Regions from separate parts of the Homo sapiens genome. Here region 1 is linked to region 2. A link is a contact called in ENCODE Hi-C data. All regions are on one chromosome and are shown on one strand. Each heading gives the region's core, a stretch centred on a gene start or an enhancer-like site at or near the end of the contact. The rest is flanking DNA. Distances are from core to core; before and after follow the strand shown.

Region 1 (2,780 bases), core at 1-2,500, 3.0 Mb after region 2:
CAATGCCAAAAATATATGCCCACTCTGCAGGCGAATGACAGACACACACACCTCCCACCCTGTCACCAATACACAACTGACACTGTACACACACATTTGCAGCAGATACAGACTACACAATTACTTGCCCATGGGCTAAATTTTCACGCTAGACAAAGCACAAACAGACATGCACACAGCAGGCTGCTTTCTGTTCTGCAACTCCCCTTAGCCAGATAGTGGAGCAGCCGGGCACCAAAGGCACCCAGACACCAGGCCTGACCAGCCTCTAGGGCTTCCTGCTCCAGCTGAGCCTCCCTCTCCATCCTGCTCCTGCCGGTTCCTGGTAAGCTCCAGTCCCAGTCTTGAGGTGATGCCCCCTGAGAATCCCCGTGGCTTGGTCTCCTGCCTTGTAGCCTCTCGCAGGATGCCTGTGGGGGGCGGGGGGCATTCTGAGCAGAAGCCACTTGGGCCCAACTATACATAACAGGATACCACCCTGAGGTTCCTACCGCCTGACCACTGGAGGGCTGAAGTGAGAGGCCTGCAGGCTCATTCCCGTGGCGCAAAACCGCTCCTGGCCCACCAGCCGGCCTGGACCTGCCGCCACATTGCTGGCCAGGCCCCGAGATAGACGGGGGGGGGGCAGTGAGGGCTGGGTGCGGGGTCTAGTCTCAGCTGAGCAGCAGCCCGCAAGAACCGGCGGATCTATCCTATCAGAAGTCGGAAGTCATCTATCCCATCAGAAGAGTGAAAGCCGACCACCCCCTAATCCGCCTGGGAGAACCAGACTGCAACCAGGTCAAACGCCTGTGTGCCTGCGCGGAAGCATGGATCTTAATTCGTTATTTGGGGATCTCAGTAAAGGAAGAGAGAGAAAGAAAAAAGACTAAATTTCTGCAGCCGCGAAGTATGTTCAATCCTTACTGAAACCTCCAAATCTCCTACCCATATCTCAAGGTAAATGAATTCTGACTATTAAAAATAATAAAGCAGTCACTTCTCACATTTGTACAGAGGTTAGCAGTTTGCAGCGCATTTCCACAACCAGAATTTTATCTATTAATGTTTGGAACAAACTCTTGGCTGTTATAGTTGACTCAAAATCGAAAAGTTTGAGAACAATAATAAAAACACAGCCAGCCCATACACCTAGTACAACTGTGTATGAGGTAGAATACAAACTTGAATAGGTACAAAAATAAACCAAGTCCTACCTACAGTCGCGCCTTGTGAACGAACCACGGCAGAAAAAGTCTTTCTGCTGACGTTAAACAGCCGCAACGGGCCAGTGATGACACAGAAAACAAACAATCCCAGGAAAACAAAGCAGCAGCGACAGCCACAAACGCCTGCCACCCCGGTTGCTCTCAATCTTTGTTTAACTCATTCTGAAAAAGATAAAATTTTGCTGAAAATCTTCCTCTTTTAACTAGCTGCTGAACTAAGGAGCGACAGAAATAAAGAAGTCCGTGTTAAAAGAAGGAACACAAAATTTATTCGGGAATCGACAAGGCAAAAAACAAAAACAAAACAAAAAAACACAACAAAAGTGCTCTAGTTCTCTCTAGAAAATTTGGTCCCCCAAACAACAAGCTACAGTACAACCAGGTCTATGGTTTTCGGGCCGGGCCGGCTCCGGGCCACAAGACCGCCTAGGTCGGCCGCTGCCGGGTTTCACATTTCTCCTTCCCAAGGTGGGAGAAGCAGGAGGTTTGAAAAACAAAAAGCAGGGAGGACGAGCCGTCCCAGCAGCGTGGGCCAGGCAGGCAGTGATCTCCCTGCCTCCAGGACTTGCATCGAAAGATCCGGGGACATTTGTTTTTGATTTTTTTCTTCAGATAGGGAGAGGGTGAAACTTCCCCAATTGGTAGACGAAACCATCTTTTATTGGATATATTCTCCTAACTCTGAACACAGCTTTTTGAAGGCCCAACAAAAACTCTAACGCAAATCTTCCAGAAGAGAAGATGAGGAATACTAAAGCTTTTGATTTTCATATTTGGATTTAGCAAACTCCAAGGCCACAATACTTCCCCGGTTGCCCGGTGAATTTTTTTTCCTTTTTTTTTTTTTAAATACTCTCTTAAAAAGTTCCACCGATCTTTCAAACAAAACATTAGCCAGCCGCCGGGGCCCGGAGGTGCCCGAAGCGACGGGACTGATAGCGGAGGAAACGCAGCCTCCCTCCGCGCCCGCCCGCGGTGTAAACCGAGTACAGGCCGTGGAGCCAGGCTGCCCCGGCTCCCGCTGGGTCCCAACCCCCGCCCCGCCTAGTGGGCCCCGCGGCAAGCGGCTTCTGAACAGCTTCAAGAGGGTTCGCGGAGCAAACACACGTATTGGTCCGTCCCTTTCTCGGGCAGCGCGGTCCCGCCATCAGTCCTGTCCGGCGCGTCTAGCCATGGACTGCACGGCAGTCGGGCGGGGAACGCGGAGAGCGAGCGCACCGACCTGTGAGAGAAGGCCAAGAGGTCTGCGCTGCCGACGCCCGGTCGCACCTCCGCCCCGGGCCCTTTCCGCGGTGAATTTGGGCAGGAGACGCTGGGGCTCCGGAAAGAGACGAGCCCAGTAGAAAGCGCGCAGAGAGGCAGCTTCAGGCCAGGGGAGTGCAAGGTCACAGAGGTCAGGGAGGTGAGCACAGGAGGACATAAACTGAGGGGACAAAGAGGAGCGACAGGAGCTTAGGAAAGCGAAAAAGCACAGAGGGACCCTGGGCGCTGGCTCCAGAGGCGGGCCCAGAGGGTGTGAGGTCAGGCTGGCGGCGGCGTCGTCGGCTGCGACCGGGGCCGGCGTCGCGCGTC
Region 2 (6,671 bases), core at 2,734-5,233:
AAGACAGGGACAAGTCTCCTGCCAAGGATCCCAAGATGGTGGGGAGCTGGTTGTCCACCGTGATCTCACTTTTTCCAGTGTATAAACTGATTTAGGAGGAAACTTTTTGAATGCTTGGTGCTGGACAGAATAGGGGGAGGGGCATCCTGAACATGGAAGTCATTCTCTTACCATCTGCTTGGAGCTTTTTCACTTCTTTGTGACCCTGCAAACTGTCTCATCCTCATATTTCAGTTTTGGGATATTATTGATGGTAATCTTGGTGTTGTGTATTTGGGTTTGGTCTTCTTTTTCTGGGGAAAAGGGGGAGCCGGCTTGCTTCTATGCTGCCATTTTGGAACCAGAAGTCTCACATTTAATATGACTATTGATATGGTTGGATGTAAGTCTATCGTCTGCTGTACTGGAAATTGGAAGTCTGTTGCACTTCTTAGATCTGTGAGTATATAGTTTTCATAAATTTTGGAAACTTTTGGCTAGTATTTCTTCAGATACTTTTTGTCTTCACTCCTCTCCTTTGGAGATTCCACATATTAGGCCACTTGTAGTTGCTCTTTAGCTCACTGATGCTCTTTTCATTAACATTTCTCTTTCTGTGTGTTTCATTTTGGATAATTTCTATTGATGTGACTAATCTTTTCTTTGGTAATGTCTAATTTGCCATTAATCCAATCTAATGTATTTTTATTCTAGACATTATAGTCTTCAACTATAGAAATACAATTTGTGTCTTTTTTACATCTTCCCTTTTTAATATGTACTTAACTTTTTTGGCATTTGGAATATAGTTATAGTAATTGTGGTTTTGTTTGTTTGTTTGTTTGTTTTTGTTTTTGTTTGAGATGGAGCCACTCTGTTGCCCAGGCTGGAGTGCAGTGGCACGATCTCGGCTCACCACAACCTCTGCCTCCCGGGTTCAAGCGATTCTTCTGCCTTAGCCTCCCAAGTAGCTGGGATTATAGGCGCCTGCCACCATGGCCGGCTAATTTTTTTGTATTTTTTAGTAGAGACGGGGCTTCACCATGTTGGTCAAGCTGGTCTCAAACTCCTGACCTCGGGTAATCCACCCATATTAGCCCCACAAAGCGCTGGGATTACAGGTTTGAGCCACCATGCCCAGCCATAGTAATTGTTTTAATGTCTTTCTCTGCTAATTCTAACATCTGTGATAGTTCTGGTCTATTTTTGATTTGTTGATTTTTCTATTCATTATGGGTTATACTTTTCTAAATTGATCAAGCCTCTAGTAACTATCCTTTATGGGAAATACAAGGTTAGAGGCACATGTTAAAGAACATCACAGCAATCAGCAAAATGCAGAATGTGGGAAACTCCTTATAACAATCTATTTCTTCAATATAAAAGTACAAGGAAAGAAAAAGGTGTAAGACATTTTAACCAAATGCATTGTGAGGAACTTGTTTGGATCATGACTGGAAGAAGTAAACTACATGAAACATTTATGAGAAAATTGGGAAATTTTGAACACTGTCTAGATGTTAATAAATTATTACTTTAAAAGACAATTTAATGATTTTGTGGTTGTTTTTAAAAATAGACCTTATCATTTAGAGATGCATAGTGAAATATTTATGGATGAAATAATAATGCTCCATGTGATTTGCCTTAAAATAATCCAAGGAGGGAAAGAAAAGGTGAGGGTACAGATGGAACAAATTGGTCATGGGATAATTGTTGAAGCCAAGTAATGGGTGCATAGTAGTTAATTATATTATTCTGTCTCTGTTTTCAATATTTGATATTTTTATACTAAAAAAAATTTCAGATGTTTTCTTGTCTAATAAGACTTGCCCTACTCTCTTCCTATACCTCATAGAATTAATTGTGCTCATGACTGCTCCCCTACCGTCATGTAATTTAAACATTTATTTTCAAATCTTTCTCCCTTACTTGGCCATAAGCTCCTTGAGAACAAAGATTGACAGAGTTTCACTCTGATCACCCAGGCTGGAGTGCAATGGAGAGATCTCGGCTCACTGCAACCTCCACCTCCCGGGTTCAAGTGATTCTCCCGCCTCAGCCTTCTGAGTAGCTGGGATTACAGACGCGTGCCACCACGCCTGGCTAATTTTTGTATTTTTAGTAGAGATGGGTTTTCACCATGTTTACCAGGCTGGTCTCAAACTCCTGGCCTCAGGTGATCCACCCTCCTTGGCCTCCCAAAGTGCTGGGATTTCAAGCGTGAGCCACCACGCCCAGCCCCTGTATCTTCTTTATTTTATATCATTTGTATTCCTACCACCTAGTACAGTCTGAGTACTCAATACATTGTGGTGAATTGGCAACTCTCTAGCCCCAATTCACCATGGTCCTCATGACAGAGAGACTAACTCTATTGTATTGAATCAAATTTCCAGTCACGTATTGTGTCCTTTATACATTCAAGTTATAATGTGTATAAATGCATGGCAAAAGGGCCAAAGGAGCCCTAATGTAAAAACATTGGCAATAAAACTGTTGAGACAAACCAAGAATCCAGGTTGCCAGGGTCAGCAGTTTTAACATTGTTTTATGGTACATTGTGTACTTTTCCTTCTTACTGATATGCATTGCACTGTGACCTTTGCAGAGTCCTATCCTGCCCTGCATTTTTCACAGAGTTGCTCTCAGTCTCAAATAAGATACCATATGCATGTGAAAGGGCTTTTGAAATGGAAAAGCAGTAGAAAGTTGAAAGTAAAATGGTCTCTTTCTCTCTAGGGCATCAAGGCATCTCACAGAGCACACTTTAGCTACTGGGAGGATTGACCTTGGGTGAAATTTCAGTATGTAAAGCTTGTTTGGGGTTATCTTACATAATTTTTTCTTTCCTTGTGCTATACACACACACACACATATATGTGCATATATGTACAATGCACATATATACACACACACATATGGCACCTAGTATATGCTTGGTGCTATGCTAGGTGCTGGGGAGACAGTGAGAACAACCCAGGTGCCCAGGACCTGTCCTCACAGCCCACCTAATCCTTTTAAGTCTTTACATACCTCCCATCCCCCACCCCCATGCTCCTTACTCATGGTATTCAACCCAACTGATTGACTTATTTATTGTTATTTATATGCTTATATATTTATAGATTTATCATTTTATCAAGATTTTTACGAAGATACTCAATTGGAGGTTCCTAATTCTGGAGAAATTTCCATTTTACAAATATATTCTTGGAGAGGGCATGATTATGGACCTGTCACATTTGAGTACTGTGGCAGTTAGAAGGAGGGCAATTTTGGGAGGCCCTTCCAGGCTATGTCCTTCCAGCTATTAATGAGGTTCTGTTTCAGAGCAGACCATATTACACGGTGTTATTAATAAATCTGGCGAGTGGTTATAAGGGTGTGTGTATCGGAATAATCCATTAAGCTGTACATTGGTTTTATATGGCTGTCTATATTTGTGTTTTATTTAACAGTAACAGTTAACAATAACAGTTAAAAATAAGTATCACTTCTTTTAAAATTCACACAACTTCTTGGGCTGAGTGAAATGTGGCGCAGGTGCAGGACTGTGGGAAGACAGGAGCGCCAGGGAATGTCTGGCCAGCAGCGCGCTGCCCTCAAGGGGCCTCCTTGAAGGCCCCTTGAAGAGGGCAACACAACTAATGACGATAACAATAACAACGATGACAATATTGACGATGACAATAACAGTAATAAATCCGAGCAAGAGACTCGAATCTGTCAAACAGCAGCGACCACCACGAATCGCATCCCCGCGGCGCCGCCATACAGGAGACTGCCCTCGCCGAGGCCACAGCGGCTCTCGCGGCGCCCCTGGAGGCCCCCTTCCTGCCTTGGCCAGAGGGGCGGGGCGTAGGCTGGGGGCGGGGCCGGAGAGTGGGCGGGGCCTGGCGCGTGGGCGGGGCTCCGGGCGGGCCGGCCGCCGAGGGTGGGGCCGAGGAGGAGGAGGAGGAGGAGGAGAAGGAGGTAGGGGCCTGCGGGTGGCTGGGCGGGGCGCGCTCGGGCCTCCGCTCTTCACGCGCCGCATTCGTAGCCCGAGAGTCCGCGCCGCGGGGAGGCTTGGAGGCAAGCGCTGCCCGCGAGCTGAGCCGCCGGAGGAGGAGCCGCGGGCAACGAGGTAGGCAAAGGAACACTGGCCGCACGGCCTGGAGCCTTCAGCTCCCTCGTCCCGGCCCGAGGGGGTGGCGAGGCTCGGGGCGGCGCGCGGAGGCCGGGGCGGGCGGGGCCGGGACCTGGGGGCGGGGACCGGCCTGGCCAGAGGGGCCACACGGAGCTGATTGGGCTGTGGAAGTCGGAATTCCAGTCGGTGCGGTGCGGTGCGGTGCGTTGCCTCGGCGCGGCCGGCCGGTCCCGGGACACGGCACCAGGGAGGTGTGGAAATTGCCTGCCCCAGGGGCGCCCGCGGAGGAGGGTAGGCGGGGGCGGCCTGGGCCCTCCCACTTTTCAGGGCTCCTGGGCCAGTTCGCCCGCACAGCCCTCGGGAACTTGTTAACAGGAAAGCCTGGCAGAGAAACAAATGCCAGCGTTTTGGAAGAACTGAGAGTCACGTCGTTAGGCGCTGAGGCTTTCTTTTCCTTCCCCGCCCCCTGCCCAACCTCGGCCCGACTTGGCCAAAGAAGGATGTGTCACCAGCTCCGGGCCGCGGACGGGATTCCCGGCCCGCCAGGAGCCGGGGTACCTGAAACAAAGGTAAACGGAGGCCGGGCGGCCCCTGGTCCTGCACCGCGGCCGCGCTGGAGCGCCTCGGTGGGTCTCTCCCGCGCCGACCTGGCCGCCGCCGCCGCGGAGGGGCGTTCTCCTGGGGGACCTCTCGATGGAAACCAGCTGGCCGGGCTTGGAGTTGATGTTGCATCCGAACTCTGTTGTGCTCCCGTTATTCCCAGTCCTCCCACTCTGGTAAAGCTTAAGGAAATTTTATCCAGTCTTGGTGGTCAGCAAATGTAGGGGAAGACAAATTATTGTTTGTAAATTATAAGGTATTTTCTAATTAGGAAATGGCCTGAAAACATTAAATTCTTAACACGTAAGCAAAAAAAGAGTAATTCCTTCCAACATCTGAGGAAGTATTCCTCCTCAAATCTTCATTTATGTACAAAACATCCCCCACACCTTTGGTGCCAGGCATTTTTCTTTGTTCTTCCTTAGTCTCAGGCCTTAGTTTCTTGTAAACAGAACCCAGCGCCTAGACCCTAAGAATTGCCATACTAGGTCAGAGCATGGGCGTCCAGTTCAGTAGGCAGCCGGCTTGTGTTGTAGTAAAACTGTTGTTTTTTTTTCTTGGTGGTATGTTAAAAATTATCTCAGTTTCTTTCAGTAGTCCATGAAAGCCTTTTAAAAATTTTCTAAGCCACTGCTAATTTACACACACAATTTATTTACATTTATTGCATCCAAATGGCCCTTTTATCACCTCTGGCAGAAGAACTTAATGGCATGAGATACTTGTGGAAAAAAACTTAGATCTTTTATACAATCTAGGAGCTCAGAAATCTAGGAGATTTCTAGGAGAACGGGGAAACAGATCAAAAAGGTTTTTAAAAAACAAAGCTTTGGGAAAGTGTTACTGGGGCCAATCTGGCTGTTGAGTTCAAAAATAGCTTTATGCACTGACAACCTGAACATTGAGCAGTTAAAGATTTATTTGTACTCATAAGTATTTGCATATTTTAAAATGTAGCTTAACATTCTGGAGAGTGAAGGGCCTATCTGACTTTATCTTGGGCTGAATTAATTTGGCCTTAATGTTCAGCTGAAACCAGCTACTCTGAGAGAATGGAAGTTTTGTTTCAGCGAGAAAGGAAAAAAGGAAATGAATAATTTTGGAGTATAGGGTACTTGGGGGCACCTGTTCAAATCATAACTTTGCTTTTAAACTCTTCAGAGACTCCTCCTTGCTCCTGACAAACATAGTCCCCACTGATCTGGCCCCTGTTACCTTTCAAACACACAGCTGAAGCTTCACCTCTGCCCTGAAGCTTTGCTTGACACCCCCCATCCCCCAAAAAGAAAACAGATATTTAAAAATCACCACCCTCAGAAGTGCAATTGACAGCTCTTTTGAGTGTTATCGTCCTCTGAGTCAGAGTTTCTCATTTGTAGTTCTGTTGACATTTTAGGCCAGGTAATTTCTAGTTGTGGAGGGCTATCATGTGCAGCGTAGGATGTTTAGCAGCATTTCTAACCTTTACTGAGGAATAGATACCAGTAGCACTCCACACACACAGTTGTGAACATCAAAAATGCTTACAGACATCGCAAATGTCCCCCAGGAGGACCAAAATCACCCTTAGTTAAGAACCACTGTTGTGAGCAGACTGCTGCCTTAACACTAGTGACGCAGCATTGTCCTCATTTGCTTAGGTGTTTACTATACTAAGCTTGAGGGCGGGAACAGTTATTTATTTAACAGATTTCTGAAGGCCTGTTTTGCCAACTGGACACTAGATTAGGTATGGAAATAGATTAGTAAAAACAACTTTGCATGCCTGGACCTTATAGTCTAAGGAGGGTGACAGATGTATACATGCATAAATATACATTTATCTCATTACGATTGTGTTAATTTCTGGGAGAAGTACAGGCAGCTCTGAGTGCATAAAACAGATGTCCTGATGTAGTTTGGAAACTGGGGAAAGTTTCCATGGGGAAGTGACCTTTGAGGTGGACGGTGAAGGATTAACAGG

Evidence for each region. A loop is a pair of places that touch in the nucleus more often than their neighbours do.
Region 1: a map of ascending aorta shows a loop between it and region 2 (6-fold over the local background). The contact joins the promoter of LINC01391 here to the promoter of PPP2R3A in region 2. A Hi-C loop is called at or near these places in 2 of 168 maps with a recorded cell type or tissue (CD8-positive, alpha-beta T cell and ascending aorta).

The regions. Positions count from the first base shown.
Region 1 is chr3:138,942,770-138,945,549 of GRCh38, forward strand. It overlaps LINC01391 (long intergenic non-protein coding RNA 1391), which reads right to left and starts at 1,251. Exons shown (of 3, transcript NR_121649.1): 1 at 1,197-1,251. It overlaps FOXL2 (forkhead box L2), which reads right to left. Exons shown (of 1, transcript NM_023067.4): 1 at 1,455-2,780. RefSeq lists an enhancer at 1,754-2,343.
Region 2 is chr3:135,961,745-135,968,415 of GRCh38, forward strand. PPP2R3A (protein phosphatase 2 regulatory subunit B''alpha) reads left to right here and starts at 3,984. Exons shown (of 14, transcript NM_002718.5): 1 at 3,984-4,105. RefSeq lists an enhancer at 3,558-4,376 and silencers at 3,821-4,050, 4,181-4,460.